2 separate regions of the Homo sapiens genome follow, and region 2 is linked to region 1. A link is a loop called in an ENCODE intact Hi-C map of the cell type or tissue named here. Cell type or tissue: endothelial cell of umbilical vein. All regions are shown on one strand.

Region 1 (8,000 bases):
CACAATCCCTATCAACATCCTAGGAGAATTTTTAGTAGAAATTGACATGCTAACCTACATTTATATGAAAATACAAAGGATCTAGAAAAGCCAAAACCATTTTGAAAACAAAAATAATAAAGTTAGAGAACATTATTTAATGCCAAAACTTACTATAACTCTATAGTAATCAAGATAGTGTGGAAGGATAGGTACATCAACTAATGAAATAGAATTGGTGTCCACAAAAAACCTTGTATTTATAGTCAACTGACATTGAGCAAAGATTCCAAAGCAACTCAGCAGGGTAATCTTTTCAATGAATTGCAAATGGTGCTAGGAAAATGGAAGATTCATATAAAATAAAAATGGAAAGGAAAATGGAAGATTCATATAAATTAAAAAAAAACCCTAGACTCTTATCTCACATCATACACAAAAATTAACTACAAATGGATCATATATTAAATATAACTGTGAGAAATGATAAGATTTCTAAAAGAACACATAGGGGAAAACCTTTGAGATATTAGTTAGACAAAGAGTTGTTGGATGCAATACCAAATGCATGAGCCATAAAGGAAAAAAAGAAATGATAAATTGGACTCCATTAAAATTTAAAATATTTGTGTTTCAAAAGATACCATTAAGATAACGAAAGAAACAAGCCACACATTGAAATAAAGTATTTGCAAACCATGTATCTGATGAAGCACATGCATCAGAAATGTAAAAACTCATTAACTCAAAAATAGGATGCCCAAAAAGCCAAATACAAAGTTGGCAAAAGACTTAAACAGATATTTCACCAAAGAAGGCATATAAATGACTAACAGTCATCTGAAAAGGTGTTTATCATTAGTAATTAGGTAAATTCCACAACCACTGGAATAGCTCGAATTTTAAAAGCCAGATAATATCGAGCGTTGACAAAGATGTGGAGTAACTGGAAAACCCCGCCGCCATGCCCTCGTAGCTGGTGGGAACACAAAATGATACAGTTACTTTAGAAAAACAGTTTGAAAGTTTCTCAAAATGTTAAACACAAACTTACCATGAAACCCAACAGCTCTACTTTTAGGAATATACCCAAGAGAAATAAAAATATATATCCACACAAAGATTTGCACATGAACATATAGCATCATTATTCTTCATAGCCAAAACTGGAAACAATGTAATTGTCCATCACACAATGGATTGATAAGCAAAATGTATTTCAGCTGTATACTTAAATACCACCCAGCATTGTAAAAGGACAAAATAGGGATAACCTGCTTCAACACAAATGAACCTTAAAAAATTATGCCAAGAGTAAAGAAGCCAGAAAAAACTATATAGCATATTATTCCATTTTTATGACACATCCAGAAAAGGCTAATTGATAGAGACCAAAAGCAGATCGGTTCTTGGCTGAAGCTAGGAGTGAGAATGGAGGTTGACTGCAAAGTCAAGGGGATTACTGGGGGGTAATGGAAATGTTCTAAAACTAGATTTGGTTTGATGGTTGCACTACTCTGTAAATTTTCTAAAACTCCTTGAATTGTACACTTACAATAGGTGAGTCTCATGGAATGTAAATTATAAATGAGCTATGTTTAAAAACAGATTAGAAACTCTGAATAAACCCCAGGCGCAGTGGCTCATGCCTGTAATCCCAGCACTTTGGGAGGCTGAGGCGAGTGGATCATGAGGTCAGGAGATCGAGACCATTCTAGCCAACACGGTGAAACCTCGTCTCTACTAAAAATACAAAATTTAGCTGGGTGTGGTGCTGCGTGCCTGTAGTCCCAGCTACTCGAGAGGCTGAGGCAGGAGAATCACTTGAACCCAGGAGGCGGAGGTTGCAGTGAGCCGAGATCGCGCCACTGCACTCCAGCCTGGGCGACAGAGCGAGACTCCATCTCAAAAAAAAACAAAAACAAAAACAAAAAAACAAAGAGAAACTCTGAATAAAAGAGAACAAAACCCCCTTAAATACCTCACTGAATGTCCTTTGTGTCTCTCATGCTGCATGAGCTGAGACCTTGGATCTCAAGCTCGTTTCTGCCCACCCTTTGAGAACTGAAGCTCCCCATGTCTGAGAGAACTCCGTGTCCAGCTTCCCCTGAACTATTCAGTTCCATTCCCTAGGAAATGCTCACCTCTTTTTGCAACCCATAATTTACACATTTCAGAGACTATTCTTTCTTTCCTTCTACCAGGTATGAGCAAAGCCCATCCTCAGATGACCTGCACAATAACTAATATATAGTCTATTATAATAATGCTTTCAGCTGCATTTTTAAGCAGAAAGCCCACTTGTAGAAGAGTTCTCATTTTTTGTTATAAAATTTTCCAATTAGATTGAGTGCATTTGACCCAATTTAAGAGAGAAGAAAATACTCTCTGGTATTTTCAGATAAGACATATTTTTTCTTGTCAGTAACAGAGCTGCTTTCTCCATTTCCAGAAACCTCTGGGCAAGGAAACATGTCAGCAGTAGAGCTAACTCAGAACTGTGTTTGAATTCAGGCTGACAAGGTCTGTTTGAATGCGGGTTCTGCAAGAATCCACAGTTTTGTGGAGTAATATGACCTTCAGCTCCACTTGTTCTATCTGCTAGACAGTTCTACTTTTCAGGGTGATCTCCTCTGGGCATGGATTCTGTCCTTAAGGCATATGTAAATTTTTAACCGCAGGGCCAAACATCTACTATGTAAAACACACAGCGAAAGGCTGCAGGGAGATGTCAGGTTGAAGTGTATTTGGAGAGATCTTCATGCTAACTTGACAATCACTTAGACATCAAAAGGATATTGTCTTCTTTCCAAATGAAGTTCTCGGCCTGCATGATGCCCAAGACCAGATCCTGCACTCCAACTCAAGTCAAAGAAAATAGAGTCGAAAGATCAAAATGACTCCATTTAAATCATAATTGGCGTGTAACATCTGTTCCCATGTACATTCTCCTGTCAAGGACACAGTCTTCAGGAGAACCCACCTGTCTCACTGCACTCTCCATCTTTACTCTAAAAATTCAGAAATCCATGTCTAGTCTTGCTCATCTAGTGCATTCTCCCCATTGTTGCCCAAATAATCTTTCAAAAAATATCATCAATTTTCTGCTCATTATTCTTTGTAGGCTCTGTCTGCTTCTGGCATAAAGTTTAGACACCCAAGCCTGGCATCCACACTATCATCTATATTTGTACTGAAACCTCTCAGCTAGGTTCCGGTTTCCTTGTGCAGCCCATAGTCTGGGGTCAAATGATTTGCCTGTCTCCAAAGGAGCCACTCACACCCATGGGTCAGCCCAGCACTCAGCTGCATCCTGTGCTGGCTTCTCCTTCTGAGACTGTTTATTCTTTCTTCAAGCCTCAGCTGCAATATAATCCACTCTCGGAAAACTTTCCAAATTGCTCTCCACCCAGAGGTTAGTCACTTCCTTCTCTTTGTCCTGTGGAACCTCACAGATACATATTTCAAAGCATTTCTGTCCCGATGCCATAGAATTGTTCATAAGTCAGTGGCCTGGAAAGACCACAAACTCTTCCAGGCCTGGCACTTTTTCATATTTATTTGGTGTCATCCTTTGGACAAAATGGGAAACATAGGAAAGAATTAATAACGAATAACAAATTGTGGAGGGAGGAGAGGGAGAAGGAAGTATTTACTCAAAGTCTCGTAGCTTGGGGGAAACAGTGGGAGGTAAGACAAGACACTGAGATAAGGAATGAGATGCAAAGAAGGCGTTGGGAATGGAAAAACAGTAAGTTTATTTGTAACATGTGGTATACCAAGGGCCTGTGGGGCACTGGGTGGGGTTGTCAAGTGGACAGTAGGGTATGCTTCTGAATGTTCCTCAATGTTTGAGGCAAAGGAGAAAGGTCAGGTTTGGAAGTGAAAGTTTTTAAAAGTCAGCAGCCTTTGTAGGTAGCTACAGCCATGGATATCATGAAAGTCTGAAAAACTGCGGAGAGCTATAAAACCCTGTATAATCAAAGATTTTAAAAGTAGACATCAACAGAATGAGAAGACATGCCCCAGACTGGGAGAAAACATTTGCAAAAGACATATCCGATAAAAGACTGTTATCCAAAATATACAAAGAACTCCTAAAACTCAGCAATGAGAAAATGAACAATCTGATTTTTAAAATAGGCAAAAGGCCTCAAAAGACACTTCACAAAAGAAGGTGTACAGAAGGCAAATAAGCGTATGCAAAGTGCTTCATATCATGTGACATTAGGGAACTGCAGATTAAAGCAGCAATGAGATACCACAACACACCTATTAGGACACCAAGGGACAAAACACTGACAGCAACAAGAGGAAAGATGTGGAGCAGCAGGAGCTCACAGCTGCTGCTGGTGGGAATGCAAAACGGTGCAGCCACTTTGGAAGACAGTTCAATAGTTTCTTACAAAACTAAACATACAAATATCATACGAACCAGCAATTGTACTTCTTGGTATTTATCCAAATGAGTTGAACGCTTAGGCCCACACCAAAACCAGCACACAGATGTTTATGGCAGATTTGTTCGTAATGTCCAAAACTTGGAAACAACCAAGATTTCCTTTAGTAAGTGAATGGACAAATAAACGGTAGTACATCCAGACAATACAATGTTATTCAGCACTAGAAAGAAATGAGCTATCAACCAGCCTGGCCAACATGGGGAAACCCTGTCTCTGCTAAAATACAAAAATTACTTGGGCGTGGTGGTGTGTGCCTGTAAACCCAGCTACTCGGGAGGCTGAAACAGGAGAATTGCTTGAGCCCAGGAGGCAGAGGTTGCAGTGAGCCGAGATCATGCCACTGCACTCCAGCCTGGCCGACAGAGTGAGACTCCAGCTCCAAAAAATAAAATAAAAAAGAAATAAGCTATCAAGCCATAAAAAGACATGGAGGAAACTTAAATGCATATTATTTAGAAAAACCAATTTGAAAGGCTATGTACTGTATAATTTCAACTATATGACATTTGAGAAAAGGCAGAACCATGGAGACAGTAACAAAATTAGTGTTACTAGGGATTTGCAGATTAGCTGGGAGGGAGGGATAAATAGGTGAAATACAGAGGATATTCTGAGCAGTGAAACTATTCTGTAAGATACTACAATGGATATGTTCTTATATGTTTGTCAAAACCCAAAGAGTACACAGCAACAAGTGTGAACTCAAACTATCAACTCTGGGTGATGATGATGTATCAAGGTAGGTTGTCAACTATAACAAACGTGCCTCTGCTCAGAGATGTTGATAGTAGAAGAGGTTCTGCATAGTGGGAACTCTCTGTACTTTGTTCCATTTTGCTGTGAACCTAAAACAGCTCTAAAAATAAAGTTTGTCAATGTTTTCTTAAAAGTAAACAGAAGAATAAAAGTCAATGAAGGACCAGGAAGGAAAATTCAGAGTGACACATATCTACAAGATTTAAATGAAAATGTTTTCCTCTGATTTATTCTTTCCAGAAAATGCTCCTGCAGGCCAAGCATGGTAGCTCACGCCTGTAATCCCAGCACTTTGGGAGGCCAGGTGGGCAGATCGGGTGAGCCCAGGAGTTCAAGACCAGCCTAGGAAATATAGTGAGCCTGTTGTCCCAGCTATTCCGGAGGCTGAGGTGGGAGGATAACTTAGCAGGAGTTTGAGGCTGCAGTGAGCTGTGATCATGTCACTGCACTCCAGCCTGGGGAACAGAGTGAGAACCTGTCTCAAAAAGAAAAAAAGAAAAGAAAAGAAAAGAAAGAAAGAGAGAAAGAGAGACGAAAGAAAGAGAGAAAAGAAAGAAAGAAAGAAAGAAAGAAAGAAAGAAAGAAAGAAAGAAGGAAGGAAGGAAAGAAAGAAAGAAAGAAAGAAAGAAAGAAAGAAAGAAAGAAAGAAGGAAAGAAGGAAAGAAAGAAAGAAAGAAAGAAAGAAAGAAAGAAAGAAAGAAAGAAAGAAAGAAAGAAAGAAAAGAAAGAAAGGAAGGAAGGAAGGAAGGAAGGAGGGAAGGAAGGAAGGAAGGGAAGGAAGGGAAGGAAAGGAATGAAGGGAAGGAAGGGAAGGAAAGGAAGGAAGGAAAGGAAGAAAGGAAGAAAGGAAATACTCCTGCAGAGTTCTGTCACATGAGAGAGGGACAGTCGCCTGTGTGTGTTTGGGGATATGGGAGTCTAATTGATATTTACACAGCCTTTCAACCTCTCTGCCTGTTTTCGGCTCCATCATAAACCCTACGTTGAGAAATATCTACTATCTCCAATGTTGAAGGCTTCCTCAGGTTCTGAACTGCAAACTGCTTTTCCTTTTTATTTTTCCCCATTTCTTCCATGGGATTAAGCTTTTTAAAGTCTGTAAATTCAATTATCACCTGTCCATCAGCTTTCTGGTTCCAAGTCTTTTGATATATTCTCCCTTCCTGTTCTGTTATTTTTTTGCGATTAATGCCATTTTAATAGTGCTACAGGGAGAGTAGAGGTAAATGTCTACATTCAAAATGCCATATTCAATGAGAACCCAGTTTTTTTTTCTGTTTTTCATAAGACCAGATGGCACTATCTCAAAAACTGAGATTTTCCCCTAAAATCATAACATTTTAATTTTGAAATGACTATAGATACTCCTAAAGTTAGAGTTTGGTCATACCACATAAACTAGTTATTTCTTTTCTTTTTTTTTTTTTTTTTTTGAGACAGAGTCTCGCTCTGTCACCCAGGATGAAGTGCAGTGTTGTGATCTGGGCTCACTGCAAGCTCTGCCTCCTGGATTCACGCCATTCTCCTGCCTCAGCCTCCCGAGTAGCTGGGACTACAGGCGCCCGCCACAACGCCTGGCTAACTTTTCATATTTTTAGTAGAGACGGGGTTTCAACATGTTAGCCAGGATGGTCTCCATCTCCTGACCTTGTGATCCTCCCACTTCAGCCTCCCAAAGTGCTGGGATTACAGGCGTGAGCAACCACACCCAGCTTAACAACTACTTTGCCAGCTACTGATTTAGCTACTGATTTAGCTGCTTTTCATGAATTATCTCATTTAATACTTAGAACATTTCTATTAGATAACTATTAATGCCTCTTAACAGATGAGAGAAGAAGCAATAAATAATTGTTCAAAGAAGACACCCCTAATGAATGGCCACACACATACACACACAGCCACCTGGAACCCAGCCCCTATTTTTCAGATTATAAACATCAGATTATAAATTAACAACAGATAAGACAACTTTCCTTTGACCACGGGAATGTCTTTTATTATTGTTATTGTTTTACAGATGCTCTCTAGGTCGTGGTCTGAGGAATGTTGCTCCCGTCGTAAGGATGAGGCCACTCCCCTAAGAGAGCTCTAACCCAAAGGGCAGGTCACAGCAGGCTGTATTAATCACCTCAGTCTGGCCTCTAAAAAGAGCACTGAAGGGGAGGCAGCATTTTGGAAACTAAAGTTTGTCATTTGTCAACCTCGGTTAGGTGTCTGGACAATGGATACTTAATCTGGCTGATGATAAGATACAAGATCCGTGGTCCCACCCCAGATATTAAAATACACCAGGAGGGAAGGCAATGAACAATTTCCCTCATGCAGTTCACATTCTGTTGGAATGAGACATCGAAAGATGAAGAGTCAGGCAAAGTAGCAGAAGCAAGTGTGGGCCGTTAGGTGCAATGATGTCGTTCTGTCCAGAGGAAGAAGACACACAGGAGATAGTGAAGTCACCAGCTGTCAAGTGTATTGTCCATGCAATGGTCAGAAACCAGTAACCAGTAAGCCAGACAAAATGTATTCTTTTTCCATTTTCTTTATTCATTTTTCCCCAGGCTCTGAATATGGATTTTGAAGATGTGGCGCGTCTTAATGCCTCTGACCAGAGGCAAATATAATGGGGTGGGAAAGCAGTCAAAATATAATGGGGTGGGAAAGCAGGGTTCACCTGGGTCTCTGCATGGCAGTGGGTGCTGCAGTTAGAGGGTGGGGCCCCAGAGGGCCTGGGCTGAGACCCAGGATGGCAGAGTCAGGGCTGCCCAATCACTAGCCCCCCTGGAGCCAGACAGTGTCCTT
Region 2 (8,000 bases), 770 kb before region 1:
TAAATGAGTCATCGCGCCTGTAAAAGAATGACTCTATAAGTAGATACATATCTCCACTGTCTTGGTTCTACTAATGTTCACATTATTGCTTATTTTTAAACTAATTTGAACAGCTGAGTTACAGTAAGAACAAAGACAGCAGGATTAAGAGTCAAGAGACCTAGGTTTGAGATCCAATGTAGATACTCAGTTGCTGGGGCTTTAAAGAAGGTCACTCAACCTCCTTTGGTTTCAATTTTCAAATCAGTTAAATTAGCAGCTGGACTAGATAATTCATAAGCTGAATGAGCAAAATGGACTTAATTAACCCATGGATCATTGTAGCAATATTGTATTAGGAGTTAGAAAAACCAAAATGAACTGAATATGGTTTGTCCCTGTCCTAAAGGAGCTCACAGTCTAATAATGGGAGAGAGAAATAAGAATACAGATGATCTTAGTACAGAACGTGCAAGCACAAAAGCAGGAACAGTCCTCTGCATTGTTTATAGATTGATCTATTCCAGGACCCAACAACTATTTTTTTTATTTTTTTTATTTTTATTTTTTTTTTTGCACGGTGGCTCACGCCTTTTTTTTTTTATTTTTTATTATTTTTTATTTATTTTTTTTTTATTATACTCTAAGTTTTAGGGTACATGTGCACATTGTGCAGGTTAGTTACATATGTATACATGTGCCATGCTGGTGCGCTGCACCCACTAACGTGTCATCTAGCATTAGGTATATCTCCCAATGCTATCCCTCCCCCTTCCCCCGACCCCACCACAGTCCCCAGAGTGTGATATTCCCCTTCCTGTGTCCATGTGATCTCATTGTTCAATTCCCACCTATGAGTGAGAATATGCGGTGTTTGGTTTTTTGTTCTTGCGATAGTTTACTGAGAATGATGGTTTCCAATTTCATCCATGTCCCTACAAAGGACATGAACTCATCATTTTTTATGGCTGCATAGTATTCCATGGTGTATATGTGCCACATTTTCTTAATCCAGTCTATCATTGTTGGACATTTGGGTTGGTTCCAAGTCTTTGCTATTGTGAATAGCTATTTTTTTATAAATGGCAAAATAATACGTATTTTAGGCTTTGCAGCCCACACGATCTCTGGTGTAACTACTCTGCCATGATAGTATGAAAGCAGCCATAGATAATAAGCAAACAAAGGAGTGTGGCTGTGTTCTAGTCAAAGTGTATTTATAAAAGCAGGTAGGAGGCTGGACTTGCCCCACAGGCTGCAGTTTGCTCACCCCTCATCTATTCGCAAACAAATCTCATTGAGGTTTGCTCCGTGAGTGGCTGCTCTGTTCTCTTCTAAGAAAGACAAACTCCGTACTATTTAGAGGTGACAGCGTGCTGGCAGTCCTCACAGCCCTCGCTCGCTCTCCGCGCCTCCTCTGCCTGGGCTCCCACTTTGGCGGCACTTGAGGAGCCCTTCAGCCCGCCGCTGCACCGTGGGAGCCCCTTTCTGGGCTGGGCAAGGCGGGAGCCGGCTCCCTCAGCTTGCGGGGAGGTCTGGAGGGAGAGGCGCGGGCGGGAACCGGGGCTGCTCGCAGTGCCTGCGGGCCAGCGCGAGTTCCGGGTGGGCGTGGGCTCGGCGGACCCAGCACTCGGAGCGGCCGACCGGCCCTACCGGCGCCGGGCAGTGAGGGGCTTAGCACCTGGGCCAGCAGCTGCTGTGCTCAATTTCTCGCCGGGCCTTAGCTGCCTTCCTACGGGGCAGGGCTCGGGACCTGCAGCCCGCCATGCCTGAGCTTCCCCCCGACCCGCCTTGGGCTCCTGTGCGGCCGGAGCCCATGTGAAGAGCACTCAGGTATGGCTTGCTTTTTTACAGTTTCTATTTAGCATTTAAAACGGAGCCTAGGACAGAATAAACCCTCAAGACCCTTGATAAAGATTGGATATTTGTCCCTGTCCAAATCTCATGTTGAATAGTAATCCTCAAAGCTGGAGGTGGGGCCTGGTGGGAGGTGTTTGGATCACGGGGGCGGATTGCTCATGAGTTGGTGCTAGCTTCCTGTGTGAGTTCTCCAGAGATCTGCTCATTTTAAAAGGGCACATCCCCTCCACTTTCTGTCTCTCTCTTGCCCCTGTTTTTGCCATACGAAGGGGTAGCTCCCCCTTCACTTTCCGCCATGATTGAAAGCTTCCTGAGGCCACCTCAGAAGCCAAGCGGATGCTCCACCATGCTTCTGGTAAGGCCTGAACAATCGTGAGCCAATCAAATCTATCGTCTTTATAAATTACCCAGTCTCAAGTATTTCTTTATAGCAATGTAAGAACAGCCTAATACGACCCCCAAAATGTGTTGCTGGCTGGCTGGATGCGTGACAGAATTGTGGCCAGGCGCGGTGGCTCACGCCTGTAATCCCAGCACTTTGGGAGGCCAAGGCGGGCGGATCACGAGGTCAGGAGATCGAGACCATCCTGGTTAACACAGTGAAACCCCGTCTCTACTAAAAATACAAAAAATATTAGCCAGGCGTGGTGGCGGGCACCTGTAGTCCCAGCTACTCGGGCGGCTGAGGCAGGAGAATGGCGTGAACCCGGGAGGCGGAGCTTGCAGTGAGCCGAGATCACGCCACTGCACTCCAGCCTGGGCGACAGAGGGAGACTCCGTTTCAAAAAAAGAAAGAAAAAAGAAAAGAATTGTACGGAGGAACATGCAGTTATTATCTATTGTAACCTGATGAGAATATCAGGTGGCTGGAAATGTTTCATAGAGCAGGTGACAGTCTGAGGTGGGATTTGCAGGCAAATAGAAAGACAAGGAGATTATGTAAAATATCTCAATGTGAAAGATGGATTTCACTCATTTACACTTTTCTCCCTCGTCGAATCTCAAAATATTTAATATTATATTATTATTTTTAGTTATAAGTATGATTTTTATATTTATATTATTTTATATTTGTACATTTTTTATATTTATATTATTTTACATTTAAACATTTTCTTATTTCACCAGTTCTGATCAATATTTAACTATTATTACCAGATTGTGAATTAAGTAAACTGGTCCCTTTACATTGCTGAATTTTCTTACCCAACTGTAAATTCCTTCTTTATATCAGCTATCCGTTTCCATTAGTGGTGATTTTTATGTATGGTCATATAACCACAACCAAAACTTCTGGTTTTTGTCCAAAGATTAACTCTACACATTTACACTTACATGATTATACTAGATTTATTTATATTTAATTTTTAAAATTATATAAATATTATTCATTGTTAAGCATAGATAGATCCAATTCCAAGATGTACAGAATCCCCAAAAGTGAATATTCCTACTTGGTAAGATTAAGTGGTTTTTCTTTCTTTAATTCACCTTACTTAGCATGCAACAATATAATCTACTTCATGTTCGTACCAGGCCTTTCTTATTTATCCCCTACCTTCCTGCCACTCATTACTAACACATGCAAGGTTTTTACTTGCCTTTTTGCTTCCAGCATTATTTCCCCATAACATGTTAGGATATGTTTACTGTCATCCAAACTCTCGATCATACTTTCTATCCATTACGTCCACCACATTTTTTTTTTCCTGAAAACCTCCCTCTCTACCTTTCTCCCTGATCTGTACTTTGCATCCTTTCTCCTCTTTTGCCATCTGGTTTGTTGCTTTCGGGCTATATGCGATCATCCCAGCACAGCCCCTTATGCTCCTTCTGGGCAGGTTCTGTTTCCTTTCCTGGTTGCCTCCTTACTTTACTGAAATAATCCTCAGGTAAAGCCCTACAAAGAAATGAATAATAAAAAAATGGTTGACCTCTTCCTTACCTGAAAAGAAAAATATTTTTATGCCTGATACATAATTTGGTCCACGTATCATTTATGATGCATTCCATACCCCAAAATGGCTTAGGTAATAAAGATTCTTAATTATCTCAAATAACAGGAAATCTGGAGGTAGGTGGTACCAGGCTTGGTTCAGTAGCTAAACAATGTTATCAATGACCCAGGCTCTTTCCATTATTCTACTTAGCCATCCACAGTATGTTGGCTTATGACCTCCTGGTCATAAGTTGGATGACACAGATCCAAACATAATATCCTCAAAGAACTGAGTTTGAGGCAGGGCGAAGAGCTGTAAGGAGAAAAAAAGACCTTCCTGAATACCTCTATCTTCTTTATCAGGAAAACAGAAATGTTTTCCAGAAGCCCCTGAAGACGTCTTGGCTAGAATTGCATTATAATCCCACACTTCAAATAATCAATATCAAAGAGAAGAGATTTTGTCATGATTGATTTAGACTAATAATGATTCATCCTCCAGGACTGTGGAAGGCTCCCTCCTTAGCATATTTCTCTCATGAAATGCCTTATAAACTGGAAATGTGCTTACGAATAGGCAGAGAAGAAATGGTTGGTGGTTAGGAAGCCAAAACTTTCCACCACTTTTGAGCTATAGTGTTCTCTGTTGAAAAACTATCCTCTGAATTTATTAAGCTATTGCTCTATTGTGTTCTTTTTTTTTTTTTTTTTTTTTTTTTGAGATGGAGTCTTGCCTGTTGCCCAGGCTGGAGTGCAGTGGTACGATCTCAGCTCACTGCAACCTCTGCCTCCCGGGTTCAAGCGATTTTCCTGCCTCAACCTCCTGAGTAGCTGGGACTACAGGCATGCACCACCATGCCCGGCTAATTTTTGTATTTTTAGTAGAGTTGGGGTTTCACCCTGTTGGCCAGGCTGGTCTCAAACTTCTGAACTCAAGATAGTTCCTCCCGCCTCAGCTTCCCAAAGTGCTAGGATCACAGGCATGAGCCACCGCACCTGGCCCTCTACCGTGTTCTTGCATCTCGTATTGCTAACGAGAGAGAAATCCAGTGCCTGTTACTTTTCATTCCTATGGTGCTTTTAAAATCTTCTTTTATTCCAGTGTTGAAAATTTCTATCTAATTTCTAATTTCTACAAGGGTGTGTCCAGTTGTGACTTTCTTCTTCCTTTTTTTTTTTCAATTCTGCCCTTCATCTTTGAAAATCTTTTTTAAAACGTGATTTATTTGAGATCATGGAGCTGGCTATTTGCTAAGGCAAGACTCAAACTTATTTCCAACTAGCACTGAATGCTGGCCTGTCTTACTTCCTTCATGCACTCTCCACAATCCAGTTCTGTTTCAGTTTGGACCCTGCCACCCCCCTCCAATCTTATCTCCAGATTTTGAATTCATTACACACTTAGTTGCCAGATTACTTATGCTAATGAAGCCAAGGCCAGCATTTTGCTCTCTACCTTAAGCACTTCTCTATTTTTGACTAAACCCTACCTTTTCCTCCACATCCCATCTGTGCACCAGGTGGGCCCACTGATCAGCAGTGAGCCAGGAGGGATTCAGGAACCATTAAGTTCTTGTTAAGCACAAGTGCAATTCATTGATGGACATCCATCATGCCTCTGTTCATACTAAATTGTTTAAATCTTATTTTTGTCAATATAATAATCTAGACATTTAAAAATCAGTAAAAGTCACTTGTACAAGACAAGATCATCTCCATAATCTACCATTGCTGTTAATTTAAGCTACCAAGTTTTGGGGGTCGTTTGTTAGATAGTAACATAAACTAAGACATTAACTAAAAGGCTGAATAAACTGTTTTGAAAGAATATATAGAATATTTTGAAAGAGTGTATGTGCCTGTGTGGGTGTGTGTGTGTGCGTGCGTGTCTCAAAATAATAAAGGATATTGCAAGAGGCCAAAAATAATGAGAAACAGAAACAAACCACTGGAGACAACTACTGCCCTGGTATATCAGTTAATACCATACGTGTAAAGGTTAAATCACCACGGACCTCTATATAAAGTCAAGACTCCAAAAGAGCAATGTCCTCAGGGAATGGATAAAATTGAAGAAAAAAACCAACAAACTCTAAGGGAACATAGAAGGACACCGAACTGTATCAACTTTGACTCTAGGTGGAGGCAGACAAATATCTCCTCTTAGAATTTATAAACCCATGTTTCCATTGCCCACACAGTCCACAAGAACCCCGCCAAGCATTTGTTTGATATGGTCCTAAACTGGTAGTACTCCCAGGGGAAAATAATTCTGTATGTGAGCCAAACCTCATGCCCAGCCTCAAGTAAATCACAAAATAAATCTCACCTGTATTACAGGTACTGTCTTCCTCATCTTTGCTACATTTGATTCAAGTTGAACTAAAATTTACCTTCATGTTTTAGGGGTTCATTTTCTTTTCCAATTTTGCCTTGGCCTTTCTGGAATACCATGCCATCACTCAGATTATTAGTGAGTATAGATTAGGTGGTGCCCTAAAGATTAGAAAATCTGTATGAGTGAAAAAAATGTTTATATTTAAGATTAGATATAACTAAATTTAATTCTAGTGCTATAATAAAGCTTAAAATAGTGTTTTGCTTCCTTGACTTGAGGCATGCTATATTCCTACTTAGAAAGCTTTTCTCCTGTTTCTATTTTGAGGAATTCTTTATTTTTTAAAGTTTCCCTGACATACTTCCCCTGTTATCTTTTTTACCATATAAGCAAAAGAGTTAATTGCCTTTTTTCTGTGTTCTTATGGCACCTTATTCTTCAGGATAACACTTAGCTGTGTGGCTTTCCCTACCCACAATTAGGAGCCCCTTGAAGAGAAAATCTATGACTCCTTAAAGTCACTGTCCCCAGCATCTAACCAAGAATCTGACACACAGAGGATACCTCATAGTCACTGTATTTAATACACACACATGCTTTGAATCCAAAATTAAATTGAAAGAGAATGCAAACTCAATGTCTCTCCCTCTTTCATAGGAAACTTCCAGTGTGGACCACAGGAAGAAAAATCAAAGTAATCCACGCTCCCACATTTCCCACATCCTTCAAGTCACACTACACTGAGTAACGGTCTCCCGATGCTTTGGCAATACCCATGTGTCTTTCTTTAACAACCAGAAATTATGAGGCCTGGACAGGATGCAAATTGTTCTCAGTCAGCCTGGGAAATAGCTAAGGGAACATGAGGCAGATGAAAATGATCTGTTTTGTCTTTCCTACCTTGGCCTTTGGGAAGCAACGTCAGCTTCGATAAACATCAAAAATATAAGGAGCACAGAAATCAAGTGAGTGGGTGCCCTTCTTTCCCGTCCATTACCATTCCCAAAGATGGCCCACCGATGCTGCTTTATTCTGGGAGTCTTGAGCCTTCAAGAGCTCTCATGTCCCAACCTGTCCTTAAGACACAAGGAGAGATTTAGTGCCAAGCTGAGGTAGGACATCCACCTTGAGTGGCTATAGCCACACAGGTCTGTTGCTCAGTATCACGGCAGAAAGAACAGACCTAATGAGTCAGAAGCTTCATTTTTACAAGACCCCAGGTCAATCATATCACGTTAAAGTCTGGAGCAGTTTGGTATGGCCCTGAGTTGGTAGCATACCAGGTGAAGACAATTGTGTGTGTGAGCCAAACCTTTTAATTAGTTTGAACTGATAGAAAACAGAATCCAATTTAGTTACCAATGAAGAAAAACAACTTGGATATCTGGAGTCACATCAGATGTTTGAGGATGATCTTCAGGTTTACTTCCAACTTCACTTTGGAATCACCTGGAGAACTTTTTAAAAATACACAGCTGAACTATTCGCAGTAGGAAAAACATGGAATCAACCCACTCAAATGCCCATCAATGATAGACTAGATAAAGAAAATGTGGTACATACACACCATAGAATACTATGCAGTCATAAAAAGGAAAGAGATTATGTCCTTTGCAGGGACATGAATGAAGCTGGAAGCCATTATCCTCTGCAAACTAATGCAGGAACAGAAAACCAAAAACCACATGTGCTCACTTATAAAAGGAAGCCGAACAATGAGAACACATGGACACAGGGAGGGGACAACACACACTGGGATCTGTCAGTGGAAGGTGGCGTGAGAGAACAATATCAGAAAAATTAGCTAGTGTATGCCGGGCTTCATACCTAGGTGATGGGTTGACAGGTGCAATAAACCATCATGGCACACATATACCTATGTAA

What was found. Hi-C counts contacts between places; a loop is a spot of excess contacts. Peaks named below come from ENCODE experiments on the same cell type or tissue, not always from the same donor. Only the 100,000 strongest peaks of a DNase experiment are listed, where the experiment ranks them.
Region 2: it touches region 1 in a loop (3-fold over the local background); 10 of 110 quality-filtered maps call a loop at or near these places.

The regions. Positions count from the first base shown.
Region 1 is chr2:12,151,204-12,159,203 of GRCh38, reverse strand. The region is part of intron 2 of MIR3681HG (MIR3681 host gene); the gene reads right to left. Among named protein-coding and RNA genes, the nearest start is that of MIR3681, 44 kb to the left of the region's middle. RefSeq lists a silencer at 7,505-7,705. In endothelial cell of umbilical vein, no CTCF peak of the experiment used is centred here; a DNase peak (open chromatin) is centred at 3,343; H3K27ac peaks cover 1,687 bases; H3K27me3 peaks cover 212 bases.
Region 2 is chr2:12,920,413-12,928,412 of GRCh38, reverse strand. No RefSeq gene overlaps it. Among named protein-coding and RNA genes, the nearest start is that of MIR3125, 190 kb to the right of the region's middle. In endothelial cell of umbilical vein, no CTCF peak of the experiment used is centred here; DNase peaks (open chromatin) are centred at 2 and 4,142; H3K27ac peaks cover 290 bases.